3 separate regions of the Mus musculus genome follow, and regions 2 and 3 are each linked to region 1. Evidence: chromatin loops called from intact Hi-C (ENCODE). Cell type or tissue: heart. All regions are shown on one strand.

Region 1 (8,000 bases):
TCAATAATGTTTATGTCTTAATCCATTTGGATCAGACGTCCTTTGACAGGATAGTCTATGTGGAGTGGCAGGTGTCAGGCATGGGACACCCCTCACAACAGATGGTCTCTCGGTAAGTCAGACTTCTCTCTTGGGTCACAAGAGCATAGAAATGCCTACACCCCATGTTTGAGAGCCAATGTTCCGATGTCTCTAACCACAGCTTTGTATCATCAGAATATCTCATTAATAATGAATTTCCAACCTCCCTCCTTTGGAATTATCTCAAGATTAAAAACATGAGTTTCATAATGGTGTATGGATATGAGCATTGCCACTATTTTAACTTTTTACAAACTATCTCAATATTAAAAAAAATATTAAAAATCTTCCTCCAAACTAGATAATTATAAACAAGAACACCTGCCACATTGTATAAAAATACACAGAAGTGAAAAGAAATTTCATATTATCGCCTCACTGATCATATCTTTGGGGCATTATATAAATTATATCAAATCTAAATATAACTCTCTTCCCCCATCCCCCACAGTTTAATGAGTATCTGATATTCTGTTTTGAACAACAGAAACAAATGGCCTGGCAGTTTTTAGAAACATCTTTCCACCAGCAAAGGGAAGGCTTCATAAAGCCTTAAAATTACATGCAGTTTTGGAAACAATAGAGAATGTGGAAAACTTTGAAAGCCATGACTAAGATGTCTTTTTGAGGACAGGAACCTAAAGCTGGTTGATGAGAATTCTATCACTGGCATGCCCTCGCTTAACCTTGAAAATAATAAAAGAAACAGTGTCCCAGAGCTGCTTCTACAATTCAACACCCCCGACTTGTACACTGGGGAGTAGCTCTGAGCCTGCACACTGGCCACACCAGATACCTACTTATGTGACTGCACACACTTCTGACAGCTTTCATGTTTCCTTGTGTGAGAAATGTTTAAGTCTGTGCCATTGATATCGAGACACTACGAGGTATAAAGTAAGAAGGCAAACAGTAATATCAAGAAATTTATAATATCCATATCTCTCGGGTCCTGAGAACACCATGTTTACCCCCATGTCTGAGGGCTAATGTTTCGATGTCACTGCCTCGCGCTACATCATCAGAATATCTCACTAATAATGAGTTTTCAACCCCCTCCCTAGAAATTATCTCAATACAATAACATTAATTTCATAATGATGTGCAGAGACTAGCATTGCCTCAAAAATAAGTGATTTTATCACGCATATTAATATTGAATTCACCACAGTCAAGGGAACAAAATATAAGCCAGTAAGGATGGTACGTTTTCAGAACCAAACTTCAATGGGGAAATGAAAAAATAAATTTTATTTCCCTTTGTGTATCAGAAGCTTCAGGAACAGACAATTTCCTGAATTTCCTGTGTTTGATGAGCCCACTGTGAGGGAAACTTAAATCATTTGAGGTCCTCTCCCCAAACTGCCAGGAAGTTAATTTGGAAAGCACATACTGTTTCTATCTTAGTCCAAGAGTCCCCGGAAGCAGCAAGTGACTTGCCCCCTTAACGACACCTCTCTGATGGCTTTAGAATCAGGCTTGTTCCCTTTTTCTCTCTCCTGGCATTGAGGTGGATGGAGGATAGAGAGGAAAGAAAGAGTATGAGATGCATAGACGTGGCTTTGATCTCTGCGCTGCTGCTGCTGCTGCTGCTGGGCTGTCCTTCCAGCCTTCCAACCCTCCTGGTTCCTGCCAAGACCTGTGTCTGCCTTGCGGAGTTGGTATGAGAACAAGCCATCAAAGATACCAAGGGCCCAACTGGCAATCCAAAATGGAAAGTGTGTAGAGTAAAGGCAGGCCTTGGAAGCAGGCAGGAGACAGGACCTCATCGGCTGGGTGGTTCTTTGACTAGGTGCTAGATCGAATGGTTCATAAATTCTTTGCCCCCTCAGTTGGGGGCCAAAGGGCTGAAGGTGGGAGAGGGATGCGTGTTTTCTGAAGAGATATGATGAACCAAGTACTTGAACGATGTTTAAGAGCAAAGACTGCAGCTTTCAGACCAGGCCGGGACATTTGAGCGGAACTCTGAGCCAGGACGTGACACTGTGGTTCCAGGGGCTACCCTTGAGAAAGTATACTTCAGGTGTTTATTGAGTGACTGTGTTGAGTTTTCATGATGGTGGCAACTCTATGGCAGTTTAGGGCTTGCATCCCCACCCAGTAAGCCCCAGTCCCTGCTAGCAAACCACGTAGAGCTAAGAAATAAAGACTATATGCTCCCGGGTGGTTAGCCAGGCCTGTTTTTCCAGCCCCTGCAAACGTGAGGACTAGCTGGGGCTCTGGATAAGTAATCTTGCTAGCTCAGAAAACAGATGAGGAAGATGTGGGCCACCACATAGCAATCAGGAGTTCCTCTGGGCGGGACAGGAAATTACATGTGCCCCTGCCTTGTATTGGCACCAACCCCCTGCAGAGCCATAGTAGGGGTGGCATCAGCATGAGCGTGTGACCAGACACTGGGCCCAGTGGGGCAGCAAAACCGACTGACAGGTCAACACCCACATGTTCTGGCTGAAACAACTCAGGGCGGGCATAATTGTACATAATAGAGCTAAAATATAATTACCTCATTAAAATGGGTTACTAAATCTCATTGTCCCCGAGTGCGAAGAAGGCAGGCACACGTGTGAAAGTGCAGGAAGACGTACACCGAATGGCTGTGAGCAGGAGGGGTCTGAGAGTGCCTGCCAGTGTCACCCAGGTGGCACCGAGGTGGCAAGAGACCCTGGCTCCTCTCAGTCGGGCGGTGTGTGAAATCCGGATCTCATCTTCATTTGGGGAACCTTAGCTGTTGTTCGGGGGAACCTTAGCTGTTGTTCGGGGGACCTGTGTTCTGTCTCTTATTTCCACGATTTGCCCAGACATGGTCACTCCATCCTGCTGTGACGAACTGGCTGTGGCACTGATGGTGACAGAACTCAGAACTGGAACTGGAACTAGGGAAATCTAAGGATCAGAGCGTGGCTCTTCCAGCAGAACTATGCTTGCACTCTGTAAAGTGACTCATGGAAGCGACTGCCTCCCTCCCTGCACAGGACTCAGGCTTTGCTTGGGTGCAGCCCATGGTCCCAGCATGACCCCCTTCGCAGATCATTTCATACTCAACCAGAGAGAATGCCATCGCTCTTACGAGGAGCTCCCCAAATAGGAAAAGCTCTGTTGCTTGCTTCTTTTGGAAGGCTTTGAAATACAAGATTCCTGATGGGACTCCAGCCATTCATACTGCCTCAAGATGCGCATGCACGTGGCCAGGCCTCACCTTGTGAGTTCTCCAACTGGAGAGCAGTCTGACAATTAGCACAAGGCAGTCGGGAAGGAGCAAAGCCAGCTTGTGTCTCTGAGCCCTCACCCACTAAAGTGTCGAGACTAATGAGGCATTTCCCACCCCCCACTAGAAAGCAGATAAATGTTAACTGATGTCATGAAGTGTTACTAACAAGACTCAAAACACGAAGAATGTTGATTGTAGGCATGGCTTAGGCAAGGGGATGGAGAGAGAACAGTCAAAAAGGCGAGAAACAAGAGGATGCATACGCCAGCTTCAACTCACCACACAGAACCCTGACTGTGGTCCATGGCCTTGAAAAGTAGGAAACATCGAGCCCAAGGGGAAGGTTAATTGCTCACCACAGGCCCACTAGCTTTCTTGACATCTCTACTGGATGTCCCTGATGTTTAGTGGTAGCGTTCGCTTCTGGGCCAGATCTGTTTCTATGCATGAATCAATGCTGCTCATTCCTAGGATAAGTTCAGGAGAGCAGAGCAGGAGGAGGAAGAGGAGGAGGAGGAGGAGGAAGAAGAGGAGGAGAAGGAGGATGAGGAGGAAGAGGAGGAGGAAGAGGAGGAGGAGGAGGAGGAGGAGGAGGAGGAGAAGGAGGAGGAGCATTTTAATTACAAGCAATTCAACCTGGCAAATAGAACTCTGAACCTGTCAGAGTCCCGGACTTCTGACCCGCTCCAAGACGGCCATCTGCTTTTGCTGTGGTGCTTGGGGAAGAGGTGCCCATGCAAGTTCCCACAGAGAGAGAGAATCTTGGATCAAATCCTTGGTGCTAACAAAGCCTCCGATCTGAATAAAAGTCTGTTGAGCTATGTAATGGTTCTGGTTTTGGAGCAGGGGAAAGCGGGGTGGTGTGGGAGTTGACAGAACCTGATTTGGGCCCATCTTGATGGAATGTGTGAATTACAAAGAGTCCTCTTGTTCCCTCAGATTTTCTGGTGCAGGCCAGGGTGGGCTGGATGCTGCTGCAGTCCTTTGGAAGGGTCTAACTGGGTTCCTGCTTTGGCTTTTCTTGAGTGCCAGAACACCCCAGAAGCCTCTGAATGGAGGTCTCGAAATGTTAGAAAATACGTTGGCACTCCTTTCCTTCCAGGCTGCCAGGCTAGAGAAGGGGTGGGGGTGTTGTTGCTGGAGGCATAGGAAGGTGAGTGTGATGTCAGCTGTGTCGTTGTGACTCAGCTGGAAAAGTGGCCCCACAGATCAAGCACCAGGCCTGGGACAAGGAGATAGGCAAGGAGGGCAGAGGTGTGTAGCCCAGCCAGAGTCTAGCCTGGCAGCAGCTGCTGAGTCTCAGCCCGGCTGCCATCAGCTATCAGGGATCCTAGGCGCCCCCCTCTGGTCAGTGAGGCAAGGGTTGGCTGCTAAATCCTGGTAGCAGTAACTTGGTATTTGAGCCTCGGTGCCGTTGGTACCTGACTGATAGCTCAGCAGAACGTGACTCCTTCGGCATACTTGGTAACTATCTGCACACAGCAGCGAGCTGTGGAGTTGAGGTTCTGCTCATTCCTCTGCTAACCACCCAAGTTCTATGAAAGTTTCTCAGGCTACTACTGGGTATGAATCAAACTTTGTTTTACACTAAGCTTAGGCTCGGGATTAAAGAGTTTTAAAATAAGCAAGATATCCACCACACGAGAAAAGTGCTTCCCTACTTGTTAAGGCGATAGAAACAAAGACAAACCTCCTAGAGGGAAACTGGTGCATCTAGTTATAACCTGGATTCTCATTTTATCTCAAAAAACCTGGGGGCTGGAAAGCAATGTGGCGTATAGCACCTTCCTCTTACATGAGGCAGTACTCCAGCTGTAAAATGGAAGACTAGCTCATCTCCAGTGTGTAAGATTCCAGGATCTTTTACAGATGAAAGTCATGTGCTAAAATCCAGTCAGAGCCAGCAGGTTCCAAGTCATCTGATTACAGACAGAAAGAAGAGAGACCCAATATGGCAGGAACCTCAGCGTGCTGTGAGGGTGTGGCCTGATGCACCAGTGGATCCTAGCAGCTGGCACCGCAGCCAGTAGTTCACAGAGAGACTGCCTTCATTGGCACCCATCTAATAGCTGAGGGCTGAGGCAATGAGAGAGGAGACACAGCGGGGGCAAGACAAGGAAATTATCTTTATTATCCATCCTTTGTAAGGAGGACATGTCTTTGCCATGCTTCCTTGTTAAAAAACACTAACGGCAAAAATGCAAACAGCATATTTCCAAGTGGATCACACCTCGGAGAAATAAGTCTAACTCAAACATGGAGAAGTAGATGAAAATACATAAAGCAAACAACAAACCGACTGAAAACAAAAATTCATGATTGCTGCAAAGGCTTATTAGCTCACAGATCAAACATCACAAAGGATACAGATGATTGCCAACGGCATGAATGAAGTTCTCATCTTAACATGTAGAATGCTTTACACAGTAACTACACAAGAGACTTCATTTCTTCATTCTAAAGAGGACAATTTACTATAATTATTGTATGCCAGAACAAGTACGCATAAAAAAATGCAAAGGATTGAAATACAGGATGTATTTTTGATGCAAAGAAATATAAAATGACAGAAATATTTATGTTTGTAAAATACATGCAATTAATCCAGGAAACATAAGAGATCACTATGGAAATTAGAAAATGTTTGAAGTGAGATCGACCAATGATAGTGAGCCCAGCCCCAAAGGTATACATCTGTGCCACAGCTCCTGCATCCCAGATACATCTGCACCACAGCTCCAGAATCAGGGATACATCTGCACCACAGTTCCCACATCACAGCTCGCACATCTGTGGCTCAGGGAACATCTCAGAGGATGGGGTGGAAAAATTGTAAGAGCCAGAATACCAGGAAGCCTCTGCTATAACTGGCGGGATGAGCAAGACCAGAACAATGGCAATCTTAGTGGACATGCTAGTGTGAAGGCAGGAGGAGCTCCCTACCCTAGACAAAGAGCTACAGGAGACTCAGTTCAGGGAGACCTAGAGTTAACCCCTCCCTCCCCAGGAAGAGCCCCTTAGTGATCATTCAATGCAGTGGCCATTCTTGAGCCCAGATACACACAAACAACAAAATCCAACTCAGTGGGCTATGTTTTTATAGGTTTGTGCACACAAACACACAACAATAGGAAGCAAAAAGAGGCTACCAGCTTGAGAGTGTGGAGGACATGGGAGGGGCTTGGAGGAGGGCAGCTGTGAAGGAGAGGTAGGGGAAAAGTGGAGGGGGGCAAGTAAAATAATTCTATTTTAATTCAAAAATAGTTTTTAAAAATTTAAAAGTAAAAAGGATAAGGAAGACATAACATATAAAGATCTATGCATACAAGAAAAACATAGATGGAAGTAAAGATTAACATGTTAAATGGTTATGTATATAAATGAAAATATCCCTTTAGGACCATTGGACAAGGTGGAAAAAAAAAAAGACCAAGTAAAATACAAAGTAGAAAGAAGGAAAAAATGAAGACAGAGCAAAAGTGAATAAAACAATAAAAGGCAACAGAGAAAATAAACATTTAGTAAGTTTCTTCTTTGAAGTGGCAAACTAAAACAGAGGCTGCAGACTGTCATCACAAGGTAAAGGGATGCTGGAGGGATGCTGGGCAGAGCATCACAGCCCTAAGTTTGGATGAGCAGAGCCACATCTTGAAACACCTTGAATTTACCAAACAGGACACAAAAAGAAATAGCTAGTGAGATGGCTCAGCTGTTAAAAGTACTGGCTGCTCTTCCAGAGGTCCTGAGTTCAATCCCTAGCAACCATATGGCTCACTGCCATCTGTAATGGGATCTGATGCCCTCTTCTGGTGTGTCTGAAGAGAGCTACAGTGTATTCATACTCTCTCTCTCTCTCTCTCTCTCTCTCTCTCTCTCTCTCTCTCTCTCTCTCTCACACACACACACACACACATTTCTTTTAAAAAGAAAGAAAGATTTATAGTCTAAATAAGTAGTAGAGGGCAAACAATATAAATGTATATGCAGGAAACTCAAACCAGAGGAAGCACGGTGAGTCAGAAAGGCGTCTGCATGGCTATACTCAACATGCATGAACTCACTCCTTCTCATTGCAGAGCAGCACAAACTCTGCCAGTGTACTATAAACCCATGAGATCCATACATAGCACAGAGAGAAAAACCACAATGTTTTGTATAACCTGTAAGGAAAGATTATCGAAAATTGTTTGGAATACAGTAAAACTACCTTAATTAGAAAATATTAATATGCTATGATTTTGATTATCAGAAAAAAATCATAATACATAAATACATGATTCATACTAGTATATAATTAAATTACTTTCCTGGTGGCAAAGCTATAACCTTTGCATAAATATAACATTTTTTGAAAAGTTTAGACTGGCTCAGACTTTACTGTTTTTAGATGTAAAAATCCCAAACTCTTTGCCAGAAAATTATATATCCCTTGAAGCAAGCAAATGTTTCATAGGAATACTTTTGCCCCTATCTGGAATTTCTTCCAGTTCAGCTTATGTATATAAGCTTAGTATTATGATGTGTTTTTATGTATTTTTAGTGCAAAATGTTTCATTTTCAATATTTATTAGAATTAATGTTAGCTGGATTGGATGGATTGGCATGTTATTTATTATTAATGCAACTGTTACATTCTTAGCTAACATGTCAATTTTATATTTGGACCTATATTATAGCACTATTTTCTAAAGTAATTTGAGCAAAACAG
Region 2 (8,000 bases), 210 kb before region 1:
ATTTTCTTTTTTTTTAATTAGGTATTTTCTTTATATACATTTCAAATGCTATCCTGAAAGTTCCCTATACCCTCCCCCCTTCCCTGCTCCCCTACCCACCCACTCCCACTTCTTGGCCCTGGCATTCCCCTGTACTGGGGCATATAGAGTTTGCAAGACCAAGGGGCCTCTCTTCCCAGTGATGGCCGACTAGGCCATCTTCTGCTACATATGCAGCTAGACATCAAGCTCTGGGGGTACTGGTTAGTTCATATTGTTGTTCCACCTATAGGGTTGCAGACCCCTTCAACTCCTTGGGTGCTTTCTCTAGCTTCTACATTGGGGGCCCTGTGTTCCATCTTATAAATAACTGTGAGCATCCATTTCTGTATTTGCCAGGCACTGGCATAGCCTCATACGAGACAGCTATAACAGGCTCCCTTCAGCAAAATCTTTCTGGCATATGCAATAGTGTCTGGGTTTGGTGCCTGATTATGGGATGGATCCCTGGGTGGGTTAGTCTCTGGATAGTCCATCCTTTCGTCTTAGCTCCAAACTTTGTCTCTGTAACTCCTTTCATGGGTATTTTGTTCCCTATTCTAAGGAGGAATGAAGTATCCACCCATTGGTCTTCCTTCTCCTTGATTTTCTTGTGTTTTGCAAACTATCTTCGGTGTTCTATGTTTCTGGGCTAATATCCACTTATCAGTGAGTGCATATCTAATGACTAAAGCTCAAATCTAAGTGGATCAAAGACCTCTGTATTTTTCTTATCATGTATATGAAAATTGAATGACAAAGCACTACGATCTTAGTCTCATTGCTAAAATGATCCATAACACAATATTCCTGAGGTGTGAGTTGCTCTGTCCCTCTCTGTAGATTAAGCTGTGGTAGGGCTGTGTTCTGAGGAGGTATGCCTGAGCTGGGCTTGGTCCACATGAAGAAGATGTCATAACCAGTCGGAACTGGTAGATTTACAAACAGCAATTTGCTTCTCACGATTCTATAGGCTGAGAAGTTTGTGATCAAGGAGTTTGCAGGTGTGTCTGGTGAGGGTTCAGTCTCTGCTTCCAGGATGGAACCTTTCTTCCTGTGCCCACCAGATGGGAAAAACGTCATGTCCTCACTTGATAAAAGAAGGGAACGACAAGCCAAGGAGACACTGGTCCTCCCAAACTCTTTCAAAAGGTTCCTGACCCCAGTTGTGTGTATGGGTCCCTTAATCATCTTTTAAATACCACCCCACCCTTAATAACATCACGATGGAGATGAAGAGCTAAAATAATTCACTCAGTCTGAAGTAGATTGTGATGCATGTTCTGAGGCCCAAAAAGTATTTTATACTGAGCAGATGGAATGAAGTAATTTGCTAAATTCTCAACAAATAGCAGATTTTTAAAAAGCCATTATTACTGTTTTTATTTACTACAAGTTTGTGTGAAAAAAAAAAAGCAGTAGCCCTAGACCCCCAAGCCATCCCTGAGTGTTGCCAGCCAACACCGTATTTTACTGACCTTCCTGTGTCTACTTTTCAGTTGGCTTGGTTGGGGCCTGTCACATAGCAGGCTTAGGAGACACTGTTGACTCAAGGACCTGGAATTGGGCATTTGTCGTGTGTGTGTGTGTGTGGGGGGGTAACTGAGGCTTCCACAGCTGTGAATACACCTCTGTGGGGAGTGTGTACAGAATGAGAGGGTCTGAGGAGCACACAGCTCCTCTCCTCAGCTCAAGTCTTCGGCCAGCTCTAGAGGCATCATAATGCGGTATGAACTTGTTTGGGAGGATTCCTGCCCGGGTCACTGACCCTCAGAGCTACTTGAGGTGGCACTGGATCCTGCTTCCCTTCATTTAGTGTGACAGCACACACAAGGTGGAGAGTGAGCAGGGTCACATGAAGGAACGCCTCTTGGAAGGGTATGACTGGGTGCACCCAGAGGCTCCGTGGTGATGTGCAACCACAGGTAGACACTTAGATGAGGGCACCTTTGGTCTGCTTCTCTGTTCCTTCCTCATCCTCATTTAGGTTCGAATCAGACCTTGGCTGGTTCCTCATGGTTCAGCCAAGACTTGGTCTCTCCTGTGTCAATCCGACTCATGATTCATGCCACCTCCTGGGACGGCCTCTCCCTGCAAGAGACAGTTGACTCTAAAGGATTATTGAGCTGGGAACCAGTTTGGCATGCGCTGAGGGCACTGGGACCTCTTCCTAGGTTGATGACTCGTATGTCTCAATGGAAACTTTCCTCATCTGGGAGTCATTAATTTGTTTTAACTCATAATTTAGAAGCTATTGGGTGTTGAAGACTTCCTCTCTCTCTCACACACAACCCTGAGATGCACTTGCTCATTTGCAAGCTGAAGCTCCTGAAGAGAATGCGAGGGGTGTCCACCCACGACCCTCTCCTGCTCTGTTACCACGTGGACAGACACACCTAATCCAAGCTTGTTGACAGGACAATCACTTTACCCTACCAACCTCTGGTGCCTGACTGTCGAGTATGATCTTAAAAATGTCAAGATAGTTTTTTACGTCTGGCAGACTGTGGGTGACTAGTTAAAGCGTTCCTCACAATTGGACATCTCACTGGCTCTCCAGCCAGCAACTCACAAGGAGTCCTCCAGAGTGGAGGCACATAGGTCTTGCTGGTCAGAGGAGGAAGCAATCTTCAGCAGGGTTGAATTTCCAGATGCTCTTAGCACTGGAACATCTTTCTGTTTCCGTGCTGACCTTGTGGGATTATAAAACAGAGGTACTAGCCGGGCGGCGGTGGCACACCAGAGCAAACCTCTTTTTTTCTGCTCGCCGATATTACCTGACATGCCCTCCCACACAGTACCTCCTAAGTCTGCATTTGCAGGTGTCACTGAATGTCTGTGTTTCCATCTATTCCTATGAAAACGTTTGCACGGCCATAAGTTCGAACTGTGATATGATCAAGCATTGCTTCCTCCTCTTTTGAGCCTCCCAGACGCTCGCCTTACATCCTAAGCCCACAAACCCTGCCTCCCTCCAGAAATTTCCATGTGATGTCTCCTGAGTGTGCACTGAAATTGCCACAGGACAGCCAGAGGACATCTGTCTAACTGTCTGCTCATTCCCGCCTGGAGTTCACAGAGGCCCAAACTAGATCAGGCCATTTGTAAGTCAGAATCAAATGTTGCTGAGTTTAACCCAATTACTCTCCACCACAAGAGAAAAATCCAGTTATTGCAGGCACTGGACCTCTATGAGGAAAGCAGGCTCACAGCCAGAGCCTTGTCGACACATGTCCAAGCTGTGAGGAGGGGTGTCAGTGCAGATGACAATGATTGGGACAGGCAAGCCAAGGCTCAGCTACTCAGTGTGCAGTGCTAGAAGCTCTGGCCACAACTGCACGCTGGCACCTCCCCTACAGAAGCTTGAAGAGAAGGTAGGGATAGCAGCTGGAAGGTTCAGAGCTGAAGTATGTATGACACAGCGAGGTGCCACAGCGACTTGATAAAAAAAAATATGAATTATTTACCAAATACTGGGGAGACGAAGACTAAGCAGAGACGACAGCCACTGCCAAGTGAGGAAAAGCAACCGTTTTCAAGAAAACCTTAAGAGGGATTTCTTCCCGTGGTTATCAAGTCTCCGTGACAAATGGGCTAACGGTAAATCTTCTGTTTACGTTTATGTCCTTTAACTGTGAGGGACCTCCGTTCAGGGATGTTCAATGATTCTGTTAGCCAGCCAGTGCTCAGCTCTGTTCTCAACCCCAGGAGACATGAACTCCAGTATGTCATGATAAAGTCAGTGACCATGAAGCTAGAGAGGCCCAGTGGCCTGCTGAGTCACTGTCTGTAGAAGTCAAGCCAAGCTGGCTGCTCACTAAGCCATGCCTCCCAAGGCCTTATTTTCTCAAATTATTTGTCCTGTTATAGGCAGGTCCTTATGTCACCAGAGAGTCATCCTCCCAAACTCTCAGAAGTCCATTGGGTGCACCAGAGCCTGTGTCCACAGGAAATCATGCCCTCCTGTCTTAAATAGCATAATAATTAAGCCGTAAGACGGTAGGCTCGTGTCCCAACTCTGGCATATCCTAATGGTGTGATGATGGTCAATCTCTGAGTCTCTGTGAAATGAGAAAACTATTTCCTCATAGGGGTGCGTTTCAGTGTTGTCAGTACACTTGTGGCACTTTAGATGGTATGTAAGAAAAGTATGAAAACAATATCATTTTGTTCTGAAAGCCAAGCTGTCCATTGGGTCCTGAGAGATGTGTTCCAGGATCCTGCTCCAACATCAAATTCTAAGGTGGGTCTTAAATTACTTATATAAAATGGCACAGTAGTTGCATATAACCTACACACACTCTCCCTAGACTTTAAATAATGTTTGTATTACTTAGAGTGCACAATCAAATGTAAATACTATGGGAATATTAGCTGTCATGTATGTGTATATTGTATGATGAAAAAAGGAAAGAAAAAAGTTCATATTTGTTCAATTACAGATGTGTTTTCCATAGATACTGTCAAAGCCCAGGTAAATCTGCACATGACAGCTACGGCTGACTGTAATGAAAGTATTGAAGCTGACGGACACTTTCTTGTTAAACCCATTTGTGTGCATCTGAGACACCTTTAGAAGCTGGTTGGTGTGTTTATGATACATATAATAGTCAGGCTGAAGATGAGCATCATGTCACAAAAAGCTGGCTAGCATCCTTGGAGAAGGAGACACTAGGGAACCATAGCAACTCATAAATTCCTCCAGGGGTCAAGTGAACTGTTACTTTAATTAATCTTTGCCTCTATACTCAGGAGCACAGACAATGGTGGGGGTGGGGGAGTTGGAGGACTCAGATGATGGGAGGGTGTCCAGGTTTGCTTTCTGTTGCAGTGATAAGCAACATGATCAAAAGCAAGTTGAGGAAGAAAGGGTTTATTTCATTTCATCTTGGACTTCCAGGATGCAATCCACTCTTGAAGAAAATCAGAGCAGGAGCTCAAGCAGGAAGGGGGGCAGAAACCATGAAGGAGCAGTGTGCACTAGCTTGCTCCAAGGCTCGCATTCAGCTACCTTTATTATACAGCGGAGCCTAATCTGCTTAGAGATGCTGCTGCCCACAATGGGGCAGGGTCTTCTTACATCAACTAGCAATCAAGAAGATATTGCATAGACATACTGACAGGAAAATCTGATCAAGGCAATTCCCCAGCTGAGACCCCCCTCAAAGAACTCTGGATTGTGCTGAGTTGACAGCTGAAGCTAACCAGGGGAGAGATGGTACCTCAAGCCACCTTGTATAACTAGCTCACATTCACTCAGGCCTGCCTCTCCTTCCCTGGGAGGCAGACTGGTGCTGGGACTTGTCTACGGGGCAACTGTTAGGCTTGGCATAAGTTGAATGTCCATTGACGTATGTCTTTCACATTTATATCAGGTTTTTAGTCGACATTTCCAAGGCCTTATCACATCTGCCCCCATCATCACGATGGATTTCTTTCAGGGCCAGAGTCATTGTTTTCAGGCACTATAATATAGTCAAAGTAAGCTTGCATATACTGTTTGCCATGTTACATGGATTTGACAACCACTGTTGCAATGACTTTTGACAGGAGAGACCACAGAACTAAGCATGCAATTGCCTATGCGTCTCTTTTCATCAAAACCATCATGGCTCACTGTTACCCATGACCCCCTGTGATTAACACCTCATTGCATTCATTTACAATATCCTGGCCTCGTGTACTTTGTTTGAGATTCAGCAATCTCTCTTCGGAGAGTACAGGCCATCCTAAAAGAAGCCAGATCTCTTTGCTTAGTCTTGTTCTAACTTTATAGAGTTATGACTCGAGAGCATTGTTTATTTTCAATAATATCAGGGATGGGTTGCTGTCCTAACTAGAAATGGGATCTTCATACGAGGCCATAGCTCCAACATCTGGAATGAAAGCCAAACAGAGAACAGGAGTTAGCGTCTTTGCTTTACACTCTGCAGTAAGTCCCTTGGCTTTCCCAGAGTTTGTCAGTCTCCTGGGTGTGTCCTTGATGCTTGGATTCTTCGGGGGCTATCCCTGTAGTTGAAGTTATGATTACTGGTGCTGGACAAGCAAGACAAATGCTTCCAGCACCAGGAAGAACGGCTTTGACTGGAGGAGGCAAGGCAGACAAGTTAGCCATTTCTTGGGTCCTCCGTGGGAAAGATGGGGAGAAAAATGGCCGTTCTAGGCAGGTAACTGTGTCATCCTAACACGGATATGACACCTTGATTCTCACCCCAGCTGAACACCTGAATAATTATATTTTAAGCAACACAGAACATAAAACAAATTCACCTAGCATCCAGGTACTCAATTGTACTCAGGCTTGCCCAAACTGGCCTTTCTCATTGCAGGGTGTAGGAGAAGACAGGGCTTCGTGGGTCCCCGGGGGGCCTGCCAGGTCCTGAGCTCAGCTGTGGGAGGCACGCCAGTTCTCAGGTCTGCTAATGAGTGGTGTGGGACTGTGAGAGAGTGTGACTAACCATGAGTCTTTTCAATAACGCTGACAATTCACTCTCCTTTCTGTCCTTCATCTGCTTTCTTGGCTGGAGCTGGCTGAAACAGGAGCAAATTAGCCTCGTTCTGGAAGAGGCAGGGCATGCACAAAGGACCCCCTGAAAGATTTCTGGTGCTCTGTGCCTGCATGGTTTGCAGTCAGTGTAATTACCTGACTTGGATGAGTGCAGGATGTAGTGTTTTGTTGTTGTTGTTGTTTCCTGTATTCCACAATGGGCATCTACAACCACCGGGCCGTGAACGCGTTTGACACCAGGAAAGGCAGTGGCATTATGATCCCGTGAGCCGCTCCAGCTCTGGAACTGAGGCCCTGCCCATTTCCTGTTCAAAGACTTTGCTTCATCAGATATTATTTTTGGCTTCTCAGAGAAATGTGGCCAACCTTAAATGCCCTGGGCTTCCTAGTTGGGGTGAAAGGCCACGAGGGAATTAAAGGTTTCTTCAGGTTAACTTCTTCTGCTTGTTACTCCCTATGTGGTCTGCTGGGCTCGCTCCAACACCACAACACGCTCTGTCCCAGGTGGAGCAATATGCTGCCTGTCTTAGGGAAGTTAGTGCTGCTGCCTTCTGCGTAGTGGGCTGTTCGGTAGTGGGTCCTTGGATAACAGGCTGTTGGGTAGTAGGTTGGGAAGTTGCCTGTCAGCTTTCCCTGCTCTTGGATCAGAACTTTTAGAAGGGAGTAGCAATTCCCTAAGGATGCGTGCCCTCATCATGAACCAGATCTCTGAGAATGACTCAAGTATATTTAATTTCCTAATAATCCAGCCAAACACTTACAGATTGAGAGACGTGAGCAAGCGAAAGCAAAGAAAAAATGCATTGAGATTTAGAAAATACCGAGGCAGTTTATAACATTCTTGGTTCTTTAAAATAAATACCATGAAGCTCAGCCCGCTTCTCTCCCTTTAATGTGAGAAAGCCTGTTTCTTCTTTGAGTCTAGGACTTTGGGGACTACTATTAATATCTAAGGCAGTCTAAAGTGGCAATTAAATTGGAAGTATCAAAGCTGTATTTTCTAAATTAAAAATTGGGACATGTGTTCCAACAGGCACCAGAATATTTTCAGGAATGATAAGTAAAAGTATTTAAAATTAGGTTTTTCTTTGAGTATTTTGACTATAGGACTCCCTCTCATTTTCTGAGTTCTTGTGTTGCCTGGTTGTCCAAGGTTAGATTGTGTGTTACACTAGACTCTGTTTCAAAAACTAGGAATTTTTTATATAAAGATCTACATTTATAGTTTCTCTTTGAAATTTGTGAGGTCTCTACCAGTCCAGCGGCCAGACTGGGTCCATGGGCCCCGGGCAGGAGTGAACATGAGATTAGTATCCTAGGACCTGGTCATGGATCTAGCTTGAGATGTCCACCAACCTGGCACAGCATGGTGGGAGGTGGAGGGTGGGGAGGGGGAGGATTACGTAGAACATGCCCAAGATCACCCCTGCCAAGCGCCATCATGCAGAGAGCCTGGGTGCCACTAAGAAGCATG
Region 3 (8,000 bases), 67 kb before region 1:
AGGTCATGTTGGCATTATCTATTCTAGGGTGATACGGACTTTAACACTGTCAGGTGCATGTCACCTCTCCACGGGCCACAGCTGTGTATGAATTGGTCACTTAATACATAGCATAGTGGTTGGGACAATGGTTGTAAGTACCAGCTACTCTGGAGCTCTGACTCCTCCTCTTGTGGTATGGCTTGAATCAGCCACAAACTCATTGTGTCTGTCCTCTCATCTGTAAATCAGGACAAAAGTAAAGTTGTTATGTGTCCTACTGAATGAAGCAATCAAGTAAAGACTTCAAGACTTTGCTGGCGCACAGTAAACACTCATAAATATTAACTGCTTTTTATGATCATTAGTCATTGTTCAAAACTAAGAGGTTCCTGGAACTGGTTGCTAAGAAGAGTAAATCAAGGGCTGGCCCCGCCCAGCTGTAGACTAGGATGGCAGTCCCCAGGGTGTGTCATTCCTCCTTTAGTCTGAGGAAAATTATTTTGCACCAGGCTTTCAACAAAACTCTGTTAAATGAAAATAAGAACAATGAATTGTCTACGAAGGCACACACTATCTTTATGTAGCTTTATCTGCAAATGTTGATATTAACTTCTATCTGAGGGTGGTCCATCACATGGAAATTAACATAATTTAGTTCCTCGGTGCTAGAGACTGAGCCTCATCTTGGTTCAGCTTCACATGTCCAGGTCTTTGGCTGGGCTGACTTCCCTTCCTCCTCGCACTGTCTCTGGAAGCCACAGGGCCTCCTGAATCTTCTCTTCTGCCTCAGGAGGATGACACCATCACGCCTTGATACTCACAAATCTCCCTTTCCACAGGCTGCTCTCCAGTCTCGCCGAGTTTCTTCAAGGATGGCGCCATATAAACGTCCTTTCCTTTGGATCAGGGTCCTGTCATAATCTCAGCACTCACTCACTTTCCATGTCTTCAACTGAATTCCCTTGTGTACATGGTCTCCGAGCAGCCTGCCCTCTCTGTCAAGCCCCCTTCAGTACTTTATTGGCTTTCATTTATAATCATCTCTTTCGCACATTGTTCATTATTTCTTGCTCACTATAATATCCTAAAACTCTTGTGCAATGGCCAATACATAAAATGAAATAACCAACTACGAATGAGCCCACATTATCTATGCTACCTCCAAGGGTCCTTTCAATTACATAGCCACCAGAGTTTTCAGATATGGCTTCTTTTTCTTCTTCTTCTTCTTCTTCTTCTTCTTCTTCTTCTTCTTCTTCTTCTTCTTCTTCTTCTTCTTCTTCTTCTTCTTCTTCTTCTCCTCCTCCTCCTCCTCCTCCTCCTCCTCCTCCTCCTCCTCCTCCTCCTCCTCCTCCTCCTCCTTCTTCTTCTTCTTCTTCTTCTTCTTCTTTTTTTCATCAAAAGAAGAAAACTACACGCAATTATTCAACTCTAGTTACTTATTTGTATGCTGATACTTGGAGGGGGGAGTTTACATTGATATCTTTTAGAAACTAAGATGGACTCAGAATGGATGTTACTGTGGAGACATGCACAGGTCCACAATATGGGATAGGGAAACTAAAAAGCGTCCATCAACTCTCTGTGACAGAGTTGTGGATGTTTATTGTGAAAGCTTTTCCTTTGGTTTGGGAACCTTCACAATAAAGTGATTAGGAATAGAAGGGTGGCTGAGAGTGATTAAATGACCATCCTGATATTACGCTCTGAAGCTGGGCTGAGACCCAAATCCAAGTCCAAATCTGATCCAAGTTCCCATGCCTAAGCGGGCCATTTAAGAAGAATCATTATTGTTCCGTGTTTAAACAAAGGCGCTAGTACCAGAAAGCCCTAAATCCTGGCTAACCAGCTCTGCACACTGGCTCTTCCATAAAAGGGATGCTGCTTCAGAGGAGAACGCATTTCCATCTCTCAGATTCCTCTCTGGGAGTATCACCCCCTTCATCTTGGTCCCTTCGGGGTGTTTGACATTTATCGTAATGGTGCCGCTTTGCTCCAAGAGCACTTTCGGGTTTTAAAAATACTTCACATATTCTCAGTGATGGCAAACCTTTGTCCTTTTAAAAGATCCAAAAATTACTTGAAGCCCAGTCAGGTGAATAAAATCCGAGGTTTACAGTACCTACCTTGGGTACAGATATCAAGGATGTTTGTGTTTGTTTGGCTTGTTTTATACTTTTGAATGAGACAGACCTATAGACTAACAAAGCCTTTCTTCCTAGTGTGACAGAGATTGCCATCCCTATAGCCTTTCCAGGGCCTGTGTAGGGCTCTTGTGAATTATCCATCATGGCCCTTGCCAACCCTTGTGGAAGCAACATGCCTAACAACTGTCTCCTTTAGTGTCTGGAACTCCACAGGGCAGGGACCTTCCATGCATTCTCGCTCTTCCTAACCTGACACTGCGCTTTAACTTAGGAATAATAGCTTAGTCAAAATGTGCCTTCATGAGTGAACTGGCTGTTCCTATCAGTTCACATGGAGCACTGAGCCTGGCCACCGGCTCTTGAGTTTGTGACCCGATGCCTCTACTATCATATGCTTTTTGTAGTGCTTCATGTTCCAGACTATAAAGACTGGAAAAGCACAGAACCACGTTACCCTAACATTTTCTGTGGATTTCCTTCCTTCCTTCCTTCCTTCCTTCCTTCCTTCCTTCCTTCCTTCCTTCCTCCCTCCCTCCCTCCCTCCCTCCCTCCCTCCCCCCTCTCACTCTCTCTCTCTTTGACTTTTAATTGTCATAAATAAGTTTTGGCTACATCCTTTAATTTTTAAAGTATACAATTTCATGTTTTACGATGAAAATTCTTCATCTTCTACATTTCCTCATGCCTCCTTTCTGTAGATTGTAGGTGTCAGTATAGATCATTATATACATGAAAGATGTATCATTATAGTAAAGAAAAAATAACCGAAAACATATTTTTCATCTGTATATGAATAGTCTTATTCATAGATAGACTTCATAATATTGGATTTCTTCACATTATCTGTTAAGAGAGGTCTACATGCTGTCTTATGCTATAGTTACTGTGATGGAATAGCCAACATCCACACTATATTCTATTTTAATGTGAGAACACCACCCCATGTGAAGACTGGCAGAAACAGGCCAGCGTAGTTGATGTTTGTCAATGATGCACACTGCCTGGATTGAAGTCTTCTCAGCCCCAGTGCTCTGAGCCAGCTCTGCCTGAGGATCTTGGCACATTTGAATCCCAGTTGTCACCACTTAGCTGTTATATTTAAAATTCCACTTCCAGGCTGGGCTAGTCTCTAAGTCCTTGGTTCTCTTCTTCCACTACGTGAGTTCTCTAAATTTAATTTGGGTCTCACCCACTGAGACTTATCATTGGCTTTTATCTCTGGGTTTTTTGGGTTTCAATCTTCCTTCAGTTCTTAGTCGCTTTCTATATATGGGCTATTTATTATTCTAGCCATTCTGGACTCCCTCCTCCTCCAAGTATACAAACACTCACCCCTTCAAGAACTCTTTCAGAGCTTTCCCCATGAACCCTTTGGGCTGTAGCCACTAGGGGTCAGTAATATCTCCTGGCCAACTTTGCCAACTGAGCATACACCCTTGGGTTTGACACTAATAGAAGAGAAAAGGAAAAGTCTAGAACAACAAGTAAAGCCCCACCCAACCCCCCAAAAAGAAGAATTCTAAAATTTCATTTAGAAAGCAAATAATTAAAAACATCAAATAAACAAACAAATCAAAACAAAAACAACCTAACCCCACACACAGCCTGCAAAGCACAAAGGCCATTTTATAAGAGCTGATTTAGGCCATGGTTAGACGGGTTAGAACTATTCCAAGAGCAGTGGTGGAGCTTGGGGCCACTTGGAGCTGGTGCTTAATAGCCCTCTTCCTTCACTGCTTGGATACTTACATAAAAACTGCTATTCTGTGTTGTGACTGCAGGTATGGTTGTTGGAGGTACCCTTGGAAATGGCATACCTCTCTCTCTTTATTTCCTTATAGAAAGCACAAAAGGTCTTTTAAAGTCTGAGTTTTGAAGTTGCTGCCTTTGGGAGAGTTGGCAGTTACTGTGTACTTTAAGCCTCTGAGTGAATGGCACCAAGCTTTGGGAGAAGACAGCAATGCACATGGAACAGAGAGTGGCTGGGCATCTATGCTCTGACATTGAGTGCAAAGAAAGAATGGTTTGACCAAGTGCTAGTGCAGTTTCAAGACTCTGGGGCTGAGAGACAAGATGGCATTGAGCAGCAAGTGCTGGTTAGAAGTGTAAACCCCTAGGGTCTCAGCTAAGGCAGGGCTGTGTGCGTATCAGGAGCTCTGACTTTAACAACAGCAATGGATGTCTCCATGGTGGTGTCTAGAATGAAAGAACAAGTCACTATGGGGGTTGTACCTGCAACCTTCCTTAAACTTCAAAGACTGGAAGACCACTGGGCAGGTTCAGTGACTTCCATGTTACTCCTAAAAGAGCAGGGTTATGGTAACTTCTCCTGGGGAAACCAAATGTGTAATCACTCTAGATGGACATCCACAACCATGACAGGTCAAAGGTGAGACTGATGTGCTTCTTGGGGTTGTTACAGAGCACGGGGGAGGGGTTACTTAGAAGAGTATGAGTGACCCCCAACAAGCTGCAGCCTCACCAACCCCCTCTCCACCATGGATGGTGATCTCATAGAGTCCAGACTTCAGTTAACCTTTTAATTCCCATATACTCCAGCATCTCTCAAGATCACTTGCATCTGGGGGAGGGCTCTCAAGCGAGGGTCTTCTAACTCTTTCTTTCTCCCCTCTCTAAGGAGACAATAGTTCTGTCACCATTACCATAGACCCAGCTTCCATGGTACTGCTCTGGTTGCCATTGCTACTAGGGATAACCCAAGATATAATTATACCATGTCCAGATAAAAAGCAGCATGCAACACAAGCACTATCCACTAGACTCCTCCTATATTGCGGAAGCAAAATTATGCTATAGTCTAGTGAACATGGGAAACTATGAAGTACTATCTAATTTTGTATATCTTACAAAAGCTTTCTCAACAATAAGATTTTGCTGATATTTAAAGTGTAGTATATGTGATTTCTTTAACTTTACAATTAACACTTACAATACTAGATCGATCTTCTATTATATCTATACATTTTCTCATAAATTCTCATGCACTCCTTTTAGGAACTATACAAATTATAAACACATTAGCTACTCCTCTTATTGCTGTGGCCAAACACCTGACTGCAGCTTGACAGGCTAATCTCTCAAGGGAGGAAAGGTGTGGAGGCAGGAAGGTGAGGCTACCCATGCTCAGCTGGTTTGAGTCTTCATTTTTAACTGACAACTTGAAAGATTCTAGAATTACCTGGGCAGAAGCCTCAATAAGGAATTATCTAGAATAGGCTGGCCTGTGGGCATGCCTATGGATTGTTTGATGAGAGGGAAGGCCGGCTCCCTTGTGTCACCATTCTCTAGGCAGTGAATCCTGGATTATATAGGAGAGAGAGAGAGAGAGAGAGAGAGAGAGAGAGAGAGAGAGAGAGAGAGAGAGAGAGAGAGAGAGAGAGAGAGATCTTATCACTAGTGTATAATATATATTGATTTCTGCTCTTAGATGTAAATGTGATGTTAGCAGCTGTTTCAAGTCCTTTCTTCTTGACTTCTCTGCAATGATGAACCATGACCTGGAACTGTGAGCCAAATAACTCCATTTCTCCCTAAGTCGCTTTTTCTGGGTCTATCTAGTGTAGGCTTAGATTTTTCAAAACCTGCTTTAATAAGGGTTCTTAAATACATCAACTTTCCTTTTAACCCACCTACCAGAGGTAGGGGGAAAGAAAAGTTAATAGGAAACTGGGGATGTGGACCTGTTTAGAAGTAGTTCTTTAGGGTAATTCTGATCTTTGTTGTTAGGATATCAGCAGTCCAATCCAAAACACCAAGCAGGAATCAGCAGCAGTGGCTCAATCCAGAAGAAACCACAAGGCTCCACCAAATCCACCCAAGTCCATGGCAGTGGTAAGAAGCAGCCAGAATACCATGAGAAATTCTCTGATGCATTTTTCTCTACAAAGACACGACGAGCAAAGATCAGCAAGGACCAGCAAAATGTTGCAAGGCAAACCAATGCAAGAGCATCATTCACTGTCTGTTAGGTTCTACTTCCACGCTTTCCAAATCTCACATGCCCTCTCAAGTGTCTGCCTCAGCAAAACATCCTCTCATGTGTCTGCCTCAGCAAAACATCCTCTCCTAAGACAGCTTCCAGAAGAACATCACATGACACAACTGAGTCTCCAAAGACACCAGAAGTTTTGACTTCAATCTAATGTTACCAGTACGTATGTGGGTGTAAGATCCTCCAGTGGAGCATGGGCAGCCTCTCAGGGGCCATATCATTGAAGAAAACTGTCTCTCCTTCCCCCAGCAGTTAGCAGCTGCCAGTATTCTCAACTCTGGGTGGGGCTTCCTGAACCCCTGCTCACATTGCTAGGTTTTCACCTGGCTTGATCTTGTGCTGTCTTCTGAATGCAGGCGCATCCACTGTGAGTTCACATTCTTGGTTCACATCTGCAGCTGCCCTGCATTGTCCAGAAAACACTGTTTCACTGTAGTTATTCACTACCTCTGGCTCATAGGATCTTTCTGGTCCGTCTTCCTCAATGATCCCTAAGATTTAGGAAGAATAAATGAGATGCAGATGACACATTTGGTACCAAATAGAACAGTGATGTGTCCTATGGTTTGTGACAGTCTTGTCAGACTCTGCTCAGTTTGAACAGAACAGTAAAGGTAGAAAAGACAACCCATGGTAGACCTCAAGGTCACCACAGCCCTGGGCATTCACTCACCTCGTCACTACAAGGGCCTCGGTCTTGAGCCCATCCAGCTTAGAAAAGAGATCCAGAACATTAAGACTAGGTCCTTGTCCTGAAATGATAAGTATTGGTTAGTAAGTAACTAAACATTTCCACCACATTGTTTATATTACTGAACAATTTTTTCAGAAATATGTGAAACTATAATAATTTTATGATAAAGTGACTCAAAATCCTGACATTCTTTTTTTTTTTTTCCATTTTTTATTAGGTATTTAACTCATTTACATTTCCAATGCTATATCAAAAGTCCCCCATATCCACCCACCCCCACTCCCCTGCCCACCCACTCCCCCTTTTTGGCCCTGGTATTCCCCTGTACTGGGGCATATAAAGTTTGCAAGTCCAATGGGCCTCTCTTTCCAGTGATGGCCGACTAGGCCATCTTTTGATATATATGCAGCTAGAGTCAAGAGCTCCGGGGTACTGGTTAGCTCATAATGTTGTTCCACCTATAGGGTTGCAGATCCCTTTAGCTCCTTGGCTACTTTCTCTAGCTCCTCCATTGGGAGCCCTATGATCCATCCATTAGCTGACTGTGAGCATCCACTTCTGTGTTTGCTGGGCCCCGGCATAGTCTCACAAGAGACAGCTACATCTGCGTCCTTTCAATAAAATCTTGCTAGTGTATGCAATGGTGTCAGCGTTTGGATGCTGATTATGGGGTGGATCCCTGGCTATGGCAGTCTCTACATGGTCCATCCTTTCATCTCAGCTCCAAACTCCGTCTCTGTAACTCCTTCCATGGGTGTTTTGTTCCCAAATCTAAGGAGGGGGATAGTGTCCACACTTCAGTCTTCATTCTCCTTGAGTTTCATGTGTTTAGCAAATTATATCTTATATCTTGGGTATCCTAGGTTTGGGGCTAATATCCACTTATCAGTGAATACATATTGTGTGAGTTTCTTTGTGAATGTGTTACCTCACTCAGGATGATGCCCTCCAGGTCCATCAATTTGGCTAGGAATTTCATAAATTCATTCTTTTTAATAGCTGAGTAGTACTCCATTGTGTAGATGTACCACATTTTCTGTATCCATTCCTCTGTTGAGGGGCATCTAGGTTCTTTCCAGCTTCTGGCTATTATAAATAAGGCTGCTATGAACATAGTGGAGCATGTGTCCTTCTTACCTGTTGGGGCATCTTCTGGATATATGCC

What was found. Peaks named below come from ENCODE experiments on the same cell type or tissue, not always from the same donor. Only the 100,000 strongest peaks of a DNase experiment are listed, where the experiment ranks them.
Region 2: it touches region 1 in a loop (2.3-fold over the local background); 6 of 42 quality-filtered maps call a loop at or near these places.
Region 3: it touches region 1 in a loop (2.7-fold over the local background); 5 of 42 quality-filtered maps call a loop at or near these places.

The regions. Positions count from the first base shown.
Region 1 is chr3:52,970,746-52,978,745 of GRCm38, forward strand. No RefSeq gene overlaps it. Among named protein-coding and RNA genes, the nearest start is that of Gm30402, 17 kb to the left of the region's middle. In heart, a CTCF peak has its summit at 4,637 (motif pointing left); a DNase peak (open chromatin) is centred at 4,586; H3K27ac peaks cover 855 bases.
Region 2 is chr3:52,760,581-52,768,580 of GRCm38, forward strand. The region is part of intron 1 of Gm2447 (predicted gene 2447); the gene reads left to right. Among named protein-coding and RNA genes, the nearest start is that of Gm2447, 25 kb to the left of the region's middle. In heart, no CTCF peak of the experiment used is centred here; DNase peaks (open chromatin) are centred at 3,251, 3,791, 6,421 and 6,831.
Region 3 is chr3:52,903,847-52,911,846 of GRCm38, forward strand. It overlaps Gm20750 (predicted gene, 20750), which reads right to left. Exons shown (of 5, transcript NR_040555.1): 3 at 6,815-6,893; 4 at 6,465-6,632; 5 at 2,910-6,029. Among named protein-coding and RNA genes, the nearest start is that of Gm20750, 20 kb to the right of the region's middle. In heart, a CTCF peak has its summit at 3,504 (motif pointing right); no DNase peak of the experiment used is centred here.